Regions from separate parts of the Mus musculus genome. Here region 1 is linked to region 2. Evidence: chromatin contacts called from ENCODE Hi-C data. All regions are on one chromosome and are shown on one strand. Each heading gives the region's core, a stretch centred on a gene start or an enhancer-like site at or near the end of the contact. The rest is flanking DNA. Distances are from core to core; before and after follow the strand shown. Region 1 holds the start of Bach2os (BTB and CNC homology 2, opposite strand). Region 2 has its middle 54 kb from the start of Bach2.

Region 1 (4,410 bases), core at 1,570-4,069, 210 kb before region 2:
ATAGCATGGGCTACAGAGTAAGTGGGGAGCCAGTCTGGCCTACATAGTGAGACCTTGTCTCAACACACACACACACACACACACACACACACACACACAGATTATAATGTTATCATTTCCTGAGGTTCCTTTGAAGCAAATGGCATTAAAAATATTGTAAACTGTGTTAGTTCTTCCAATGTTGCAGAACTTTTGTAAGAAAGACCATGGTTTATCAAAGCCCCTGCTACAAGACACACAACCGGAATTCAACAAAATGGCCAAAGTGATCTTCTAAAGACCGATGTACAGATGGGGAAGGAAGACTGAGCCCAGCACACCTTGAAGACACTGCAGAGATGCACCAGTCAGTGAGAGTCTTTTTTACTCACACAGAACCCAAGGTGACATCCTGGGTAGGAGGAGTCAGAGCTGGGCTTTAGTTCTCACACAGGAGAGAGGTGACATCACCCCTCTGACCCTCAGTGTCCTCGTGCAAAACAAGGTACGCTTCTCAGGTTAGTGTTATGCTAGGCACTTTGTCAGGATATGGTTTTTAAAATTACGTTTTCTTTTACAGGGTAATTCTGTTATTTCTCTGACACGATGCATATTCCTTCCTTCTGATAAACACCTTGCTGGACGATGTCATGTGTTCTCGAAGTTAAGCCTTGAAGGGCACTGAGACTTGTACTTTGTCCTGTTTCACTGGCTGCTCAGTAGGGCAGACCTGGCATCTCCAGCTCACAGCACTATCCTGCCAGTTCTGTGAATGGAAGCATGCTCATTGCTTATGAGGTTTTATTTAATTATTCTGAACTCAGTTCACTCCTCTAGCTAGACAGGCCCTGGGAATGACACTCAGTTTCCATGCTTAGTGGCTGCCCCTTTTACCCGAGGAACCACCTTGCCAGCCCAGAAGTGAATTCTTGAAGCCACTGAGACCCGCAGAGGACTGTAACCCCAGCCAACACCCGATCTGAGCCAGAAATGCTCATGAGGGCCAGCTCAGTTCCTGACACACAGAACGTGTGAGAGCTGTTGAATGACCACTGCTACTGTAAGCCATTAAGGTTTAGGCACGATTCCTACTTTTAAGTCCTTCACAAGTCAAGGTAAATATTTTTAAAAGAGAGGATGGCAGGGGTGGGAGAGATGGCTCGATAGTTAAGAACACCTGCTATTCTTCCAGAGGACCCAGGTTTGATTTCCAGCACACACACACACACACACACACACACACACACACGAACATACATGGCAGCTCACAATCATCTGTGGCTACAGTTTCAGGGAATCCAATACCCTCTTCTGGTCTCTGTTGGCCCCAGACACACACGTGGTACAGACAGACATACACACAAACAACTATAAAATAGAAATAAATAAATAAAACTCCACAACAATGAAGAGAGGATATCACAACTCTGGAGGTGTCTTCTCTGTTGTTTAATTTTAGTATGTATTATTTTGTAAGAACGGCAACTATGGAGACCTGATGCAGGGAGTGGTCCTCATCTATAAACACAAGAAGTGAAGGTATGGAAATTAGGAATTCAAGGTCATCCTTAGCTACAAACTGACAAACTGAGTTTAAGGCCAGCATGGGCTACTGAAGACCCTAATTGTTTTGTGTGAAAACATTGACTTTGTGTCTGATGCAGAAGCTGAGAGCAAGCCCAGGCTCTCTCTCTCTCTAGGGCCTTGTCAGTCTCCATGGGGTTTGGAGTTCAGGTCGGTGACATTTTTAAAAAATGATTTATTTATTTTATATATTTGAGTACACTGTCACTGTCTTTAGACACATCAGAAGAGGACTTCAGATACCATTACAGATGGTTGAGAACCACTGTGTGGGTGCTGGGAATTGAACTCAGGACCTCCGGAAGAGCAGCTGGCGCTCTTAACCACTGAGCCATCTCTCCAGCCCCAGGTCTGTGACTTTTAACAGCTTCTCTCTGCCCTTCCTTGCTAAGGCGGTGCTGATGGTTTGGGAACTTCTGCAGTTACATCTGTTTCTGCAACTCCTGCACAGTTATGACCTCAGCAATCTTAGCACTTGGGAGGAGGTGGAGGCAGGAAGATTAAGGCCACCCTCAGAGGCCTGTGGAGTTCCAGGCCAGCCCAGGCTATTAGACCCAGCTCAGGTTGCTTAGGTTTTTTTCTCATATTCAATTTCTTGGCTTGGCCAGCAGATGGCAATGTAAGCCTAAATGTCATGTGCTAGGCTAACCTTTAATACTAACACCAGTCAGAGAGGCTAAACTTACAAGTGTATGTCAGTCAGGTGTGTTGTGTTACACCTTTAATCCCAGCACTTGAGAGGCAGAGGCAGGTGGATCTCTGAGTTTGAGCCTAGCCAAGGTTAAATACCGAGAGCTTGTTTCAGAAAAACTCAACCAACACCCCCACCCCTGCAAGAAACCAAAAAATTGAAAGCGGCCACATTAAATAAAGTAAAAACAAAACAAAACAAAACAATCCAGGTGAGTTTCATTTTAAGAACATGTCATTTATCCCAGTGTATAAAATATTTCTAATGTAATCTATACAAGTTATTTACAAAAAATTCAATGATGAAAAATTAAAATCTAAAGCACATTTTATTGTTCCAGTATTGTTCCACAATTCAGATGGGTCCCCACAAAAGGCTTGCTAGACATGTGTAGGACGTGCCCAGGAATCTTACAGATCTCTCAGGAAAAAGAGTCACTGGAGAAAGCATGTGGGCCTGGGTTTATTGGTGAAGAAAGCAACTTCCTGTTAGGATTCAGAGGGTGGAGTGTTGAGTCTGTGTTCTTTAAGAGGTCAAGGGTATGGCTAGTCTGCCCTGAATCTGGGAGTTATCTGTTGGTTGCATCAGATAGTCATGAGGCTCAGTCCTGGTATTTGTGCCCAGTTGATCACCATGCACAAAGGTAAGCACACTAAAGAATCATTTGCCTTTCCTAGGGCCGGGTGAAAATTCTGTCGGGTTACTTCCTAGCTGTGCACTTACTCCATGTGGCACTTACTATGCCTCCCATGTGGTGAGTGCAGGCAGGACAAATGGCTCCTTTGCAGGCTGTTGGAAAGGCCTTTGCCTGTGGGGCTGTTTCTCCTAGGCTTCCAATGATACAGTGCACTGTTTATCTCCATTTTCCAAGCTTTGGATAACAGACACTCAGATCCTAGATGGTGCCCCAGCAGCACACAGGTCGTCAGTTGGAGACATAGCACCTGGGCATCACAAAAGCTGTGCACCCTTGGGGCTCAGGGGACTTCTATTTCCACTGACAGCAGAGCCATCTTACTTCAGCTCCAGACTGTATTTGCTTACTTGCAGAAAGAAAACATGCCACAGAGCAGATCACAAGGAAAGTCTAAAGGGCTTCCGCACCGAGCGCTACTGTATTTAAAGCCATCTAGACAGCAAACACAGACCAGGTAGACAGGATGGAAGGTTGGCGGGGGAAAGGGAAAATCAACAATGGCAGTGTCAAAGTCCTTGGAGCAAAAGCAAACCACACATGGAATTTCATCAGGGATTGTTGCAATCGGGCTTCGTTTTTAAAGACGGTCAGTGGAGAAGAAAACAGTCAGCCATACATCTTCTTCTCTCTCAGGGGGAAGGGAGCCCTCACTCTTGTGCTGGGTTCTGTTTGTAGATCTGCTAGCCACACAGCAAGGAGGAACTTACACTGACCAGCAGGTGGGAGCACCTGCCTTGTTCCTCAAGGGATGCGGAGGCTCAACCTCAGCCCTCGGCTGTTTCCAAGGCAACGGGCGGGCATTCCTGGAGATGAGGGGCAGCCCTGGGCCTTTCCAGAGGAATATTTTCACAAGCTTTTGTGTGCATCCATGTACCCCACACAGGGCTGAAAACTAGGTAATGTGACAACGTCTTGGAAAGCCGACCAGCTGCGAGAAAGCTCACGCCTCTGCTCTTTCCTCCAGGAGATTAATACAACGTACACAAGCTTGTACAGCTTGCTGTTTGAGTCAGTGCTCCTGCCTAACATATCCTTCCAGACGGTACTTCTCATCAGAGGTGTTTACTCTCTGGGTCCCCAGAGACAGCACAGAGTAGACAATATGACACAATGAAACATTCTGCTAACTCTCGCCCCCACCTGTCCGAATAGCCTGCTGTTATGGCCAGTGGACTCTGGGCAGGGAGGCTGCACGGTAGACAGGCCTGGGAGATTTGTAGGCGATGAATCTCTTTAGTTGTGGACTGCTTTGGTTTTTGGTTAAGGCTTGGAGACAGAGGAATAGTCACTGAGTCAGCAGGCCAAATGTGAAAGAGGGTACTATTGGCCACTGCTGCGGTTTGCACAATATGTTCCTGTTGGTCATACCAGTCTTGCCAAAGTGCTGACTCTCTCCCTGCCTCTGGAACCCACAGGAAGTGCAGGATTAGAGGTCATTTTTCAGTATGGGACCTACACT
Region 2 (4,843 bases), core at 394-2,893:
GTCACTGGGGGTCAGTCTCTGGCAGAACTTCCCTCATTTCATCAGAGTCATAGCTGTAATACAGAAGCTGCCATGGCATTCTGTAAAACTGACAGCGATGAGCCAGGAAACCCAAGAGGGCTGCACTGGCTCCCTCTGTGCAAACCGACCCTCTGCTCGTCCCCACCCTCTGCTCGTCCCCACCCTCTGCTCATCCCCGCCCTCTGCTCACACACTGGATTTCCTCCGTTTTCTTCGGAGCCATGGTCAGGTTCTAACACAGCACCATCCGTTTGCTTCTTGCTTATCTTTTTTCCTCCCTGGCTGCGTATAAGCTTCATGAGTTAGAACTTTTGTCTGTTCATTCTCAGACATATTTGATCTATAGATTCATGTGCTTCTTATACAATATTGTGCACAAGTGCTGGCTAACAAAATAAGTGCAAGAGGTGGATGAGATTTTAGTGCTGTGTAAAGTCCTTTACCCAGACTATAACGCAGTTCCCTGAATAGAAAGGACCACAGTATTTTTTTTTCTTGACAATTTAGAAGTCAGGGAAGGAAACAGTTCTATTAAAAGTATTAAGGTACAGAGGAATACATTCAGGTACATGTAGGGCCAAGCAAATAACCATTCTCTGTATTTTGGGAGGTGCGGGGGACCAAGGAGGGCTCTGGGTAGCATGAAAGGGTAGTTGTTTGGTGTCTTTGAACACTAACACTCTTGTCTGGCACTTCCTGAGTGTACAAATCACTTTTGCTGCATCTGTGCTATGTCCTTCTAACCTTTTAAGGTATCAAGGATTGAATCCTGATCTCAGAGAGAACCTGTTAATGGTGTAAGATGGTGGTGAGCCAAAAGCACTATTCCTATTTTGGTTTAAGAACACTAGTTTTTACATTACAAATTCAGTGTGTGTTCCCCGTGGCACTGGCAAACTCTCACAGATGGGTTACCTACCTGCTTGCCTCCGCGGTTTATCACCAAGGGACCATTTTACAAAAGCAGGTGGCTGTCTCTCCCTGTTATTACCCAAGGGCTGGGAAATCAGCTAAGCAGAGAGAGAAGAGTAGTGTCTTTGTGTTTCAAGTAGCATTTATGAAAAGTCCTGCATTTCACAGGTTATGTTGTGTTACACTGAGGTGTGTTTGTGTGTGGTGGGTGGGCCTACTGGAGCCAGTAGAGCACCGAAGTCCTTCACACAGAAAATGTTCAGAAACAAATAAAGTCTCCTGTACTGTGGCTGTTCCACACTAATGGGGGGAGGAGAGAAAGGCACCAATAAACATCCCACCTGAACCCTAGAAAAGCAGGTGGGGCATGAAGGGGCGGGCTGTGAGCAGCTCATCTCCTCACACGGAAAGGTGGCACAACATCTTCTCATCCCGAGGAGGAGAGCAGGGATGGCGGCTGGGGAGATGAAGAGCTCTGGGGAATTATCGAGCAGAGGGGGTGAATCAGAGCCACATCTGGCAACACCTACAGACCTGTCAGAGCTGCCTGCGCTTGTCACCAGCTCAGAGGCTCGCAAACAGGAAACTGCCGGCATGACTTCATCTGACTCTCAAACTCCTAACAGAGGAACTTGCCCCCAAGAAGTTACGAACTAAGTGCAGAGCCAAAGGGTGAGAGGTGGGGGGTCGGAGTTCAAGTTCAGGTTACAGGGCATCGAGTGAAGGCAGCAACTCTCAAAAGCAATCTGGGTTCAGTGCTGAGTATTATCGTCACCAAGGCCCGACTTCACAGGAAGGAAGCGAAAACTCAATTACACAGGGACACGAGGAATCTGTAAACCGGCCAAGGGAGATAAAGTTACTCACTCATTTGTCAGTCACTTGTGACATTCTGTGTCAGAGACTGATCTCATGAGAGAAAACTGTAAACCTAACGTGACCAAGACGGAGGCTTTATTTCCCTGAGTGGAAGTGCCAGGGGGCAGAACAGCCCCATGACTGGCTTATTCAGCAGCTCGACAGCACTGGCAAAGCCTGGTTTTACATCTGGTTCTCTGCAAATTCACCTGCAGGGATCAATGGCCAGAGTGAGGTACCCTAGGGCAGAGACACTTGGAGGACATGCCTCTACCTAGAAAGCATTACCATAGTAAGAAAGGATCGCCGGCCATCCTGTGGCCCCAGCCGTATCTGGAGAAGACCACTTGACAGCTATGCATTGAGCAGTTCCTACACGGCGGCTCCTGTACTGGTCACTGGAAAAACAGACAAGGATCTGCTGGTCTACAGAACACAGAGATTAACTGTGGGATGGATGGTAAAGACTGATCTGAATAATTGAAACGCCACTGTAACAAGCACCGGACTGCAGAGGTGAGGTCACAAAAGCAAACAGGGGACTTAAGCTAGATGAGGTGTCTTAGGGTTTTACTGCTGTGAACAGACACCATGGCCGAGAAAACTCTTATAAGGACAACATTTAACTGGGGCTGGCTTACAGGCTCAGAGGTTCAGTCCATTATCATCAAGGCAGGAACATGGCAGCATCCAGGCAGGCATGGTGCAGGAGGAGCTGAGAGTTCTATGTCTTCATCTGAAGGCAGCTAGCAGAATACTGGCTTCCAGGCAGCTAGGATGAGGGTCTTAAAGCCCACACACAGTGACACACCTACTCCAACAGGGCCACACCTTCTAATAGTACCACTCCCTGGGCTAAGCATAGACAAACCATCACATGAGGGGAGGGGAGGCCTTCTGAAGGGATCCTGTAGTTTCTGAGAAAGGGGCGAGGGCAGGAAGGGAATACATACTGGACAAGCTGGTGGGCCCATTCAATAGCTACTCTAATGGAGTAGAGACAAGAGTTGAACTTGGAGCAAGATGAAGCTAAGGAACTAATCAGGAGTCAAATCAAATTAGCAACACCTCACCACCTCTTCTTTCCTCTCTCTCTTGCTCCCCCCTCACTTCTTTTTATCCAGAACTGGGCGAATCCTGCTGGAAGTAATTAACAGTTAACTTTATCTTTCCACCTTTCCCTTTTTTCCCAACATAATATTTTCATTAATTATTTAAAAATATCATACAATGCAACCTGATCATACTGGCTTCACATTCCTCCCAGGTCCACCCTCACACCCTTGCCCTGCCCCAACCCCAGATGAAAGCAATGACAACAATAGCAAAATCCCACCAAGTTCAAGTTGTATTTACCACATTGGAGCATGGTCAAACTCCCAGTGGCCAGTCCCTTAAATAAAATTGAGTCCATTTCCACCTCCATTCCTATCAGAAGCCATCAACTGTGAAGAGCTATAGCATCTTTATCACATTTTTAAGGACTCATTTCAATAGCTCCTGTCTGGATTGCTTTTGTTGTTTTTATTGTTGGGAGGGGGGTCAGGGAGCTTGTCACGGAAGCCTTCAGGGTCTGCCCTTCTTAATAATAAGTCTGCAGTCATTGATACCACTGCAAAAGACGCAACACAGATCGTGGATATAGACATAGGCAGTTTGGTCCTGTAGGGGTGGTCCTGATGTTAAAATCCTGCTCTCCAATTGGTTCATGATCTGTCAGTAAAGAAGCCATGGGCCAATTGCTGGGTGGAAGGGATAGGCGGGACTTCTGGGGCCCTGGAGACAAGAGACAGACAGACACAAGGAAATGAGAGGAGAGTTTGCCACGCTTCTGATGGAGAAAAAGTGACCAGCTGTGTGAGATCTCGAAACGGAGTGGCCACGCAGCTCACTCCTACAGGCAGGTGATCAGGGGAGTTAGCAGAGACTAGATGCAACAGAGCAACTAAAGTTTAGGGCAGAAGGGAGGTATGGAACTAAGAGTATGGATAAGGGTACACTGGCCTCGGGAGTTTAATAATGCCCAGCAATGGTGCCAAGAAGGCAAGTTGAAAATGAACAACGTGTGTGTCTGTGTCTTTTATCTGTGGATTCAAGGGAAGCTGGGTGGGGCCTGGTATCGCTGCCTGTTCCTTTCCCGGAGCTTAGGCAGGGTAGCAGAGCTACATGCAACATGGTCCACGAACATCAGCATCGTCACTGGCGGCTGCATGGACCACTGACATCATCATGGCTTCTGGTGGCAGCATGGACCATGGACACCAACACAGCCTCCAGTGCCAGCATGGACCATGGACACCAACACAGCCTCCAGTGCCAGCATGGACCATGGAAGTCTTTCAAGGAGGCTTAGTCCTAAAAATGAACCATCCTTCATATTGGACATCTCTGCGGGCTGTGGGCAGCACTGGCCTCGCTGGTGGTGGCAGGGTGGTGAGAGCCGATGGTGGCTTCTCAGTGGCCGGAGGACCAGCCCTACTTGGCAATGTTGTGCTCCTTTGTCCGCCACTGTGGTCCCCCACTACATCTTCAGTTCTGCTTCTCTCTGCCTCAAGTGCCTCTCCTGCCACTGTTCCCACCTCTCTACCACAATTCATTTATTAATCTGGCATTGCAATCTGCTGTGTGCCACACAATATACTATTTGCCCAAACATCGTTACAGGCAAATACTTACTGCAACCAGTCACCGATCTGGTTCAAGGTTTCTATAGTGCCACGAATACTGGAATATCTCAGAGACTCATCTCGGGGATATCCTGTTCCTGCCCAGAGTCAGGGAGATGGTGTGGCTAGGCAGAGTGTCCAGGGGCAGGGCTGGTGAGAGCTCCAGGCTACTTCACACCACCCTTCCATTGGTGCTGGCTTCCCTGCAGGTACCCTGGGCATGACCATTGTGCTTGCTTCAGCTGCAGCAGTGGCTCCATGCCTCAGGCTGGCCCTGCTGAGCAATGACATGGTCCTCTCTCTGACACAGTCGCATCTCTGATGCCGCTTCTCTCTGTTGTGGACACTGCTCTACTTGGGTCATTTTTCCCCCAATTCCAAGAAAT

Evidence for each region. A loop is a pair of places that touch in the nucleus more often than their neighbours do.
Region 1: a loop to region 2 is called in a map of T-helper 17 cell, with 2.6 times the contacts of the local background. The contact joins the promoter of Bach2os here to the enhancer-like site in region 2. A Hi-C loop is called at or near these places in 1 of 37 maps with a recorded cell type or tissue (T-helper 17 cell).

Annotation. Positions count from the first base shown.
Region 1 is chr4:32,570,071-32,574,480 of GRCm38, reverse strand. Bach2os (BTB and CNC homology 2, opposite strand) reads left to right here and starts at 2,819. Exons shown (of 5, transcript NR_026843.1): 1 at 2,819-2,897. All of the region lies in intron 3 of Bach2 (BTB and CNC homology, basic leucine zipper transcription factor 2), which reads right to left.
Region 2 is chr4:32,360,516-32,365,358 of GRCm38, reverse strand. It overlaps a transcript of Bach2 not described here. Among named protein-coding and RNA genes, the nearest start is that of Bach2, 54 kb to the left of the region's middle. Within about 2 kb of position 1,643, at least 1 of the 3 ENCODE cell types and tissues checked has a DNase peak (open chromatin) inside an H3K27ac peak, as active enhancers do.